3 separate regions of the Homo sapiens genome follow, and regions 1 and 3 are each linked to region 2. A link is a contact called in ENCODE Hi-C or POLR2A ChIA-PET data. All regions are on one chromosome and are shown on one strand. Each heading gives the region's core, a stretch centred on a gene start or an enhancer-like site at or near the end of the contact. The rest is flanking DNA. Distances are from core to core; before and after follow the strand shown. Region 1 holds the start of PRR15-DT (PRR15 divergent transcript). Region 2 overlaps WIPF3 (WAS/WASL interacting protein family member 3). Region 3 overlaps MTURN (maturin, neural progenitor differentiation regulator homolog).

Region 1 (2,745 bases), core at 244-2,743, 320 kb before region 2:
TTATTTGAGTTAGGCAGTATGTCTTTCACTACTTTTTTTTTTTTTTTTTTTTTTTACAGACAGAGTCTCACTCTGTCACCCAGGCTGGAGTGCAGTGGCCGGATCTCAGCTCACTGCCACCTCCACCTCCCAGGTTCAAATGATTCTTGTGCCTCAGCCTCCCCAATAGCTGGGAATACAGGCGTGCACCACTACACCCACCTTGTTTTTTATTATTATTTTTAAGTAGAGACAAGGTTTTGTCATGTTGGCCAGGCTGGTCTCAAACTCCTGGTCTCATGTGATCCACCCGCCTCGGCCTCCAAAGCGCTAGGGTTACAGGCTTGAGCCATCTTGCCCGGCTGTCTTTCACTGCTTTTATACTGCAAACAGTTTTCACAACAGAGATGCTCAGTTGCTCCACACCCAGTCCTTCAGGGGAGTTATGCTTGCATATGAGCTCAAGGAACATCAAAATCGTTTTTTGAAACAAGAGCATCCTGGAAGATGAAGCAAGCTGCACCTCTGCCTTCATTAGTGAAAATGCCCTGTGCCAATATCTTTATGTCAAATGAATAAAAAGTACTCTTGGCCGGGCGCTGTGGCTCACGCCTGTAATCCCAGCACTTTGGGAGGGAGGCCGAGACGGGCGTATCACGAGGTCAGGAGATCGAGACTATCCTGGCTAACACGGGGAACCCCGTCTCTACTGAAAATACAAAAAATTAGCCGGGCGCAGTGGCGGGCGCCTGTAGTCCCAGCTACTCGGGAGGCTGAGGCAGGAGAATGGCGTGAACCCGGGAGGCGGAGCTTGCCGTGAGCCGAGATCGCGCCACTGCAGTCCAGCCTCGGCGACTGAGCGAGACTCCGTCTCAAAAAAAAAAAAAAAAAAAAAGTACTCTTATGTGACCAGGAGTGCAATCCCCGGTTCACTTCCTGCAGTGGCTCAGGGCTGGATTTACACTGCCCTCGTTGGGTGGCTGTCCATGGACTTCCAGGCCTGAAAGAAGGAAATTCACATCCTCACTGAGTCGTGTTAAGAGTCTCAGACTGGCAGGTTGTGGTGGTTAAGACCGTAGAAGCTAGAGTCAGGCCCCCTGGGTTCCAACCCTGCTCTGCCACGTACCAGACAGGCAAACCTGAGCAACCATTTTCCCGTGCTAGGGTTTCCTCGCCTGTCGAGTGAGAATAATAATAATAACAATACCTACCTCCTAGGGTTGCTGTGAGAAATAAATGACAATCCACAGAAAGCGCCTGCAACGGCGCCTGGCTGGCAAACAGCGGACTTGTTAATTACAGCCTTTCAACTAAGGGCGCCTGAAACTCGCAAACATTTTGCTCGGGTGTGGATTCGCTCCCGTTAGTTACAAACTTGGGATCCCGGGACCCGGAAAGCAAGGGGGAAAAATAAATCGCGATGGGGCCAAGGGACAGCTGCTGCGGCAACTTTTACCCAGCGGAGCCCACCTACAGCCTCAGCCTCCGGGTCTCAGGTCTCCGCCGTTTCTTCTCAAGGAGTCGGTCGGGGGAGCGGCACTGCACAGCTTTTCTCCAATCAGACACCTCAAGGCTGGCGCCTGATCCAATCTCCTCCCCTGGAGGGTGGGAACGCGAAGTTCCTACCTGCACCTGTGGCAGCGGTGACCGCCTCCTGGGTTATTTTCTTTTCTCCCCCAGCTGCCCCAGGGTTCTGGTTTCCCGAATCACTTGGCAAATAACCAGCAGGTGGGCAGATGTCTTTTTTGCGTTCCTACGGACGCGTAGGCAAGTTCGATGCGCCGGAGTGAACAGCCAGGGTCCCATCTCTCAGCCGGCTCCCGGGCGGTGCTAGCAGGGAAGAGGGACGCGCCGGCGAATGAAACACTACTAGCCCGGAAAGCCGCCCTGGACCTTCCACCCGGGCAGCGAGTCTGGCGGCCCCTCGCCGCCGCCCCCTCCGACCAGAACAGACTGCGCTGCGAGCCCCGGGCTTCCGCCGCAGCGCGCAGCAATTGGAGGTGCCAGAGGAGACCAGCAGCAGCACTTGATTTAGCTGGGCTGCGGGAATTCCGACCTGTACACTTTCCAGAAGCCTGATCTCTCCAAGTCCGCGCCCAGGGACTCGAGCCCCGGCTTCCAGGTTGACCCGAGCGCGCCCCCTTCGTGCTCTCGGCCGCGTTCACCGCGCGAGGCCTCCGGGTCCTGTTAAGCCCGAGCAGGTGAGCGACTGGGGGTGGTTCGGCGTCCGCCGAGACAGAGCCTGGCCCCGGGGGTCACCCTGGGGTGCTGCCTGGTACCTCCCAGGTACCCGCCTCCCGGAGCCCTAAGAGAGGCTGAAAACCACGGACGCTCCAGGACTCCGTTTTCTGTACTTTTGAGTAATTTGCCATCTTTTCCTTGCGCAATTCGTACAAAGCCCTTCCGTGCTCACAAAGTTGATGATTGTGAAGAAGAAAATGTAGGTTAGAGGAGAGGAAGCAGCATCAGGACACCTTACCACCACTGTTAGTAAATGACTTGGGGGTACGGGTTGCTTTTCCGATCTGCAAAGTAGGAGGGAATGGGATGTTTGCAGACGCAGTTGCTAATTGTGCCTGAGGGCGTGGGTGCCTTTTGTACCGAAAGAACTTTTGGCCGTTTTTTCTTGTATTGTTTTCAAGTCGCTGCCCGAGTGTGTCCTCAGGGCATCCTGGGGAGGAGCCGGTGTTGCGGTTTCGGGGCGCAGCCGAGGCCGCCCCGCCGCCTCCCGTAGGCGATCAGACTTCCTCTCCCTGGCGGTTCCGG
Region 2 (2,883 bases), core at 221-2,720:
AAGTTGTTAAATATTTTCTGCCAGGAATTCTTGTCTAAGCTGAGTATCTTCTCGTTTTCTGTAGTTGGTAATCACACATGTCTGGAAGGCTGGAGTTAGTGACACCTTTCCTCAGGGGCTCATGATCTTTCCGTTCCATAGATGAAAAGGTGCAGGGAGGTGCGAGGGGCTGGGGGCTTGAGGGCTGGAGAGACAGGAAGGAAACTGCCAGGGCACAGTCATGGCAGGCTTTACCTCCTGCCTGCTGTTCTGGTCAGCGCTCTGTGGACAAGAAGTTAAAATGACTGACTGAATTAAATCTGTGGGTTTTCTTTGTCTAGTCCTCCATAGCCAAGTTGAAAATAAGAGCAGCTCTACACCTACCACATTTGGGTTTTCTAATTCGAAGGTGCTGCCAGTTGCTCTGTTAGCATCTACAAAATGGCAGTGTTCAGGTCCCTTTGTTTTGGTCACTTTTCAGGGGAGCTGGGCACAGATGGTTAGTTCTTTGGTAGGACTGGAGAGGGCAGGGCATGTGAGTCTACAGGGTATCAAGGCAGAGGGTGCTTGGGGAGGATGCTGAGTGAAAGGATGACATTGGAGGTGGGAGAATGGGAAGGCTGACAAGGGCAGTGGTAGACCAGTGTTAGACCATGGTCTGAAATGAGACCTGGCTGCTCAGCTCTGCTCTCAAGTCCTTGCCTATTTGTGTCTTCTCTCTAAAGGTTCTAAAGGAACCAACAAAGAAGGAGGAGGTTCTGCAAACACACGAGGCGCGAGCACACCTCCCACCCTGGGAGATCTGTTTGCTGGTGGCTTTCCTGTATTGCGACCAGCAGGCCAGCGGGATGTAGCAGGTAAGGAAGAATTCATTCTGGCTCCCTTGTGGTCTGTATCTCCTTAACTTGTGGAACCATCTGGGCAATCCACACATGCCAGTAAGCAACATGGTTTTACTGAACGGGCATGATAGAGTAGAAGATCATGTTCTTGGGACCTTAAGCACTAGAAACTTCCAAAGTACAAAATGGTTCTTGAGAAATCTTTTAATTCATCATCCTGTTTAAATTATTCCATTGTAATAGCTTAAAAATGACTTGTAATAGTGTGTAATACTTAGTGATGGCGTGATGGTAGCCCAGACTGCAAAGTGTATATAAACAGAAGGTCCAAATTGTAATAGAACTTCATAGTGACATCACTGTGGATGCATTAGCAATGCATGAGTTGTAATGATTCGGTCATCATATCAGTTAGGTACTGCTGTGTAACGAAACACCCTAAAACTTAAAAGCTTTAAACAATCATTTTTTAGCCTACAATTCTGTGGGTTAGCAGCTTAGAGTAGTCTTGGCTGGGCTCCCTCTTGCATCTATAAAGAACTGCAGGTTGTGTAGGTAGCTTTGCTAATCTTATATTTCTCATATTTTTCCAACCTCTGGAGCCTCAGCTATAACCACTGGCCTGACTCACCTCTATCACGTGGTCTCTCAGTATCCAGCAGGCTGTCTGGGCCTTGTTTTCATGCCAGCAGCAGGGTTCCAAGAGAGAAGACAGAAGTATAAATAAAGTCTCTTGAGGCTTAGTCTTGGAAGTATTACTAGGATGTAACTTGGAAGTCTAAGAAGTATCACTTCCTACCACATTCTCTTAGCCAAAACAAGTCACAAGGATGGGGAAATAGACTTCGCCTCTTGATGAGAGGAACTGTAAAATCATATTTCAAAGATTATGGAATCAAGCATAAGTGGGTAATGAAGGCCATGTCTGTAATCAGTCTACCTCAGTGATTTTTGTTTCAGTGGGCATCAGATGTTTTGAAAATATTGCATTAAAATTGAACAAATACAAATTTACTCTGAGAAAAAAAACCTGTTTTTCCTATTCTTGTTCTCTTTAACCAGCAAGCTGAATAAACTCCAGGAATACCATTAATACAGGAGGAAATACAAAGGCCCAAACCTTCCTCGTACCAGATCTTCCATCATGCGACTTTTCTAACTTTTTCAGTGGCTTCTGTGACTGTTTAATGTTATGGGATGATTATGCTGCCTCACTCACCAATAAAAGTCCAGCAAAGAAAAAGACTCTAGGATATTTTGAGATCCAACTTGAACCTTCTCAGGGGCCATGTTCATTTCCTCATTTTTGCTGAGGGGTTAGCAGGAAAGGTAGAGTACAAGGTCTTCCTCAATAAAGACAGTGGATATTCTTCAGTGTCCTCTTCTTTTTCAAAATTCCCGAGTGCTATCAAACAAATATCCTTTGGAATAGAAGGCTTCCACCAGTTTCTCTTCATAGAAGATGGGAGAAATGGGCCCCAGTCAGGTTTTCATAGGAAGCAGCCAAAAATAGCCAGCAGGAGTCCTACTGGTCTGCTTGTCACCAGTGGGACATAAGTGTCAGATGTTTGAGCCGCTGTAATGGGGAAGACAAGAATTTATCTCTTTAGAGATGGAGGTCCATAAGGAAGTGACTAATGATGCCTGTTCCAGGATGGAAACTCAAGGAGAAAGCCACCAGATAAACACATGGACTGGGTACCATGTCAGGGCAAGGCAGGCCGTGGCTCCCTGCTCCCAGCACTTTCCCAACAGCCCCCTTCTCATCAGAGGAAGGGACTTGAGCCTTTGCTCCCTCTCTGATCTTCTGGCCTACCTTTCTTGGTGGTTCATGCCATCCCCTCCACTCACACTATCCTCCTTGCTGCTCTCACACACCAGCATGTTGCTGCCACTGGGCGCTTGCACCGACTCTCCCTTGGCCTGAAAGGCTCATCCGCAGGTGTCCACGTGGCTCAGTCTCTCCCTTCCTGCAGGTCTCTGCTCAGGTGGCAGCTGATCAAAGTGTCCGTGAGGTCTTCACTTATTATCCCATATAAAGGTTTAGTCCTATCCTTTCATT
Region 3 (2,995 bases), core at 380-2,879, 280 kb after region 2:
AGATGGGGTGAAAGATATAATGTATTGATTTTTAAAGCTGTTTATAAGCCGTCCCACGTATAAAATGAAACATTTTACCTTCTCTCTTTCTAATGAGATGGCCGCTTGTTAAATCATGAAAACATCCAGAATTCAAGTGCCGCTTAAACTTTGAAGCCATAGATAAATTTGTTAGAAAAGTAAACCAGGATTAAAAGTTTTTAAAAATATGGTAGAATCCTTCTTTACTTTTTAAGTCTTTTATTTAAAAAAAAAAAGTCAAAAAAAGGATTCCATTGTGTAATTTATTTAAAAATTTAATCACATGTTTCGAGGGACTTAATTGTGGTGTATTTGTAAAGGGACACGAAGGTAGGAATCTTTTAATCGTGGGTTAGCTTGGTTAACAGGGAACGTTTTAATAATCAAGATACTCAGACAACTCACAGAAACAACTTCTGTAATAACTGGAAATACTGCTGTTATCGTTTAGCCAACAATTACTTACTGGGGACATCCTTTGTAATGCTAACATGGAATTATTCCTGGACCCTTCTGCATCCCTGGTTTTAGTTAACCTAGGATGCGGAATGCCTCCTTTACAACACTAGATTAAACCTAGCATCTGGGGTGGGTACGTTTAAACAGTCACACATGTGCCTGTTAGGTTGTGAAAGTTTTGAATTAAAAACAAGCAGTAGCAGCAGAGGCCACAGAACTTATGGGAGTCTTGTATATCTTCCAGGCATGTCGGTGTAAACCTGATTGTCTCGACATTTTCTGTTTAATTGATTGGTGCTGTGAGGAGTTCGGCTGCTCGTGGTAAAACAGCGTACTCCAGTTTTAAGTCATCGGGTAAAATAATAGGACAGTGATTTCCATCTGTGCTTCAGTACCCACTTTGTGTTCTTTTCTTGAAAAGTCATACTAAAGGTTAATTTCAAGTAAAATGAATTTCCTTCCAAGTAGCCTATTAGTAAAACACAACTTAGTGTTTCATCCATTGGGGTGAGCATATACTGCCCTTTGCAGCCCTGCCTGTGTTCTGATTGGCTCCATTCATGAGCAAAGGTGATTGTGAGCTGTATATTACACAGGTGTCGCCCAGGTTTCGTAACCTCCACTTTAATGCAGTAAGCCGCAAGAATGACTTCTGCAAGTGAAATGAGGAAGCTTCACTAGCTTGCTCCATTGGAAGGTAAACTGAAATTTTATACGTTGAAGCTTAAAATCTAAATTTATGTATGTTTGGAAATGGAATGGACATTAACATAAAATGTATTTTATCAAAAAAGTGTTTAGACTTTGACCAAATACATGTTGGTATTATCATGTTAATGTTCTCTGTTTATAAAAATTGAGTGGAGATAGATAGACTCGGCCATTCTGTGGGCTGATGAGAATTCTGGGCTTTGTTTTGCACCAGGGGTAGGAAACAGAGAACATGTCTGTATGTTACTTAATCTCCATAGCAAAATCCCAAACAGCATTAGCAGATCGAATTGTTTCTTCTAAGACTTCCTTTTTCTGAATGTGTGCACATCCCTTCTCGTGCTCACACACTTGCCCACACACTCACTTCTTCCTGCGCTGTGGCTGCTCTAAGCAGGGCTGTGCATGGTGCAAAGCTGCAGTCAGTGAGCCTGGCAGCCTGTGGTTTCTGTTATGGAAATGGTTCCATGGTGAAACACATCCCTGACCCTTCACAGACTTACACATTTACTCACCAGGAGGTGGCAGCGGTGTGGGAGGAGGAGTGTTGACCTTGGACGCAGGAGAGACACCTGGGTTCTAGTTCAAGTCGGCCAAGGACTGTGTGACCTTGACAAGTCTAACTGGTCTGTGAACAAGGGGCATTTGCCCTTCCAGCTGTAAACACTGCCCTTCTGTGCCTGCCTTATGTGTGTGTGTGAGTAAGGAGCAACAGTCAAGGAAACTTTTAGGGATTCGAGAAGAAAATACATGTGGGATCTTGCCAAGGTGCTGCCTTTAGGATGCTGACCCCTGCACTACCTTAGAACATGTTGATCTGTGAGTGCCCAAGCCCCTGAGGGCTCGATCTCATGGGGCAGATGAAATTCTCTTCCTTAGAGGAAAGGGAAAGGTGAGGCCCCAGAGGACTTATCTCAGCTGTACATGCTCTGCCTGTGGAGACATGGCTTTTCTTTGTGCTGTGGCAGACTGGGGCTTTGGAAGTGGTGTATGTTTAACTTACCTGAGAGTGAGAGATGTGTAGGAAGAATAGCTGGAAGAAAGTGAAAGATGAGTGCCAGTACTTTTGGCCTGTTATCCAGTAGAGAGAAAGTGACAGTGAAAGTAACGTGAGAGAGAAAGAGTGTGTGTGTATATGTGAGAGAGAGAAAGAAAGAGAAAGGAATGCTTGATTGCTTGTTGTTCACTGGGCCAGCTCTGAAATCCAAAATCATGCCTTGATAACATTACAAAACCGTGATCCTGGGTTTGAGTGAATCCTAGAGACATTGTTCTTATGGCCGCCTGGTTTCCGCAGCCTGATCACCATATCGAGCAGACGTCAAGGAATCAGAGTGAAGTACGGAGCCAGGGAGGGAGGTGAGGCCCCGTGTAGTGCCTGTCACCACTGTGGATTCACCTGCACTCAGGTGTCCACTCCTGTCTCCCAGGCCCAAAGCAGCACATGGTGCAATGGAAAAGTCTCTTATGTAGGGATCCTCCTTGTGTCCTGGTGCCAGAATTAGATTTCCAGTGTACTTCAACGAAAACCTCTCTCCTTTATAGTTGCTGTCATCTTTCATGTATAAACAGAAACCGTCTCTAGCACAATATATTTCTGAATATTGTTTCTGTTTCATAAGAGCACAATGTACATGGACCTAGGGGAGCTGTGGTCCCAAGTGTCATTGGAATTTATATTTTAGGAATAGGCTTTGCATGTTAAAATTCACAAGTTGGGAAACTGGTATGAACAGATCTGATTTCTTACAGAGAGGCATGAAGGAATAGGCAGGACTTAACTTGGGGTGGGAGGAGATGAATA

What was found. Hi-C counts contacts between places; a loop is a spot of excess contacts on that map. ChIA-PET counts read pairs that join two places held with the same protein, here RNA polymerase II (POLR2A). Pooled maps may share reads with other maps.
Region 1: a loop to region 2 is called in a map of PC-9, with 4 times the contacts of the local background. The contact joins the promoter of PRR15-DT here to the enhancer-like site in region 2. A Hi-C loop is called at or near these places in 1 of 168 maps with a recorded cell type or tissue (PC-9). POLR2A ChIA-PET finds 5 or more read pairs at or near these places in 2 of 52 experiments (both WTC11).
Region 3: a loop to region 2 is called in a pooled map, with 4 times the contacts of the local background. The contact joins two enhancer-like sites. A Hi-C loop is called at or near these places in 1 of 168 maps with a recorded cell type or tissue (mammary epithelial cell) and 4 of 50 pooled maps. POLR2A ChIA-PET finds 5 or more read pairs at or near these places in 1 of 52 experiments (IMR-90).

The regions. Positions count from the first base shown.
Region 1 is chr7:29,562,198-29,564,942 of GRCh38, forward strand. It overlaps PRR15-DT (PRR15 divergent transcript), which reads right to left and starts at 1,494. Exons shown (of 2, transcript NR_183550.1): 1 at 1,191-1,494. PRR15 (proline rich 15) reads left to right here and starts at 1,638. Exons shown (of 2, transcript NM_175887.3): 1 at 1,638-2,180.
Region 2 is chr7:29,878,305-29,881,187 of GRCh38, forward strand. It overlaps WIPF3 (WAS/WASL interacting protein family member 3), which reads left to right. Exons shown (of 9, transcript NM_001080529.3): 4 at 705-836. Among named protein-coding and RNA genes, the nearest start is that of WIPF3, 73 kb to the left of the region's middle. Within about 2 kb of position 1,471, at least 3 of the 41 ENCODE cell types and tissues checked have a DNase peak (open chromatin) inside an H3K27ac peak, as active enhancers do.
Region 3 is chr7:30,158,262-30,161,256 of GRCh38, forward strand. It overlaps MTURN (maturin, neural progenitor differentiation regulator homolog), which reads left to right. Exons shown (of 3, transcript NM_152793.3): 3 at 1-2,995. Among named protein-coding and RNA genes, the nearest start is that of MTURN, 25 kb to the left of the region's middle. RefSeq lists a silencer at 1,531-1,590. Within about 2 kb of position 1,630, at least 11 of the 41 ENCODE cell types and tissues checked have a DNase peak (open chromatin) inside an H3K27ac peak, as active enhancers do.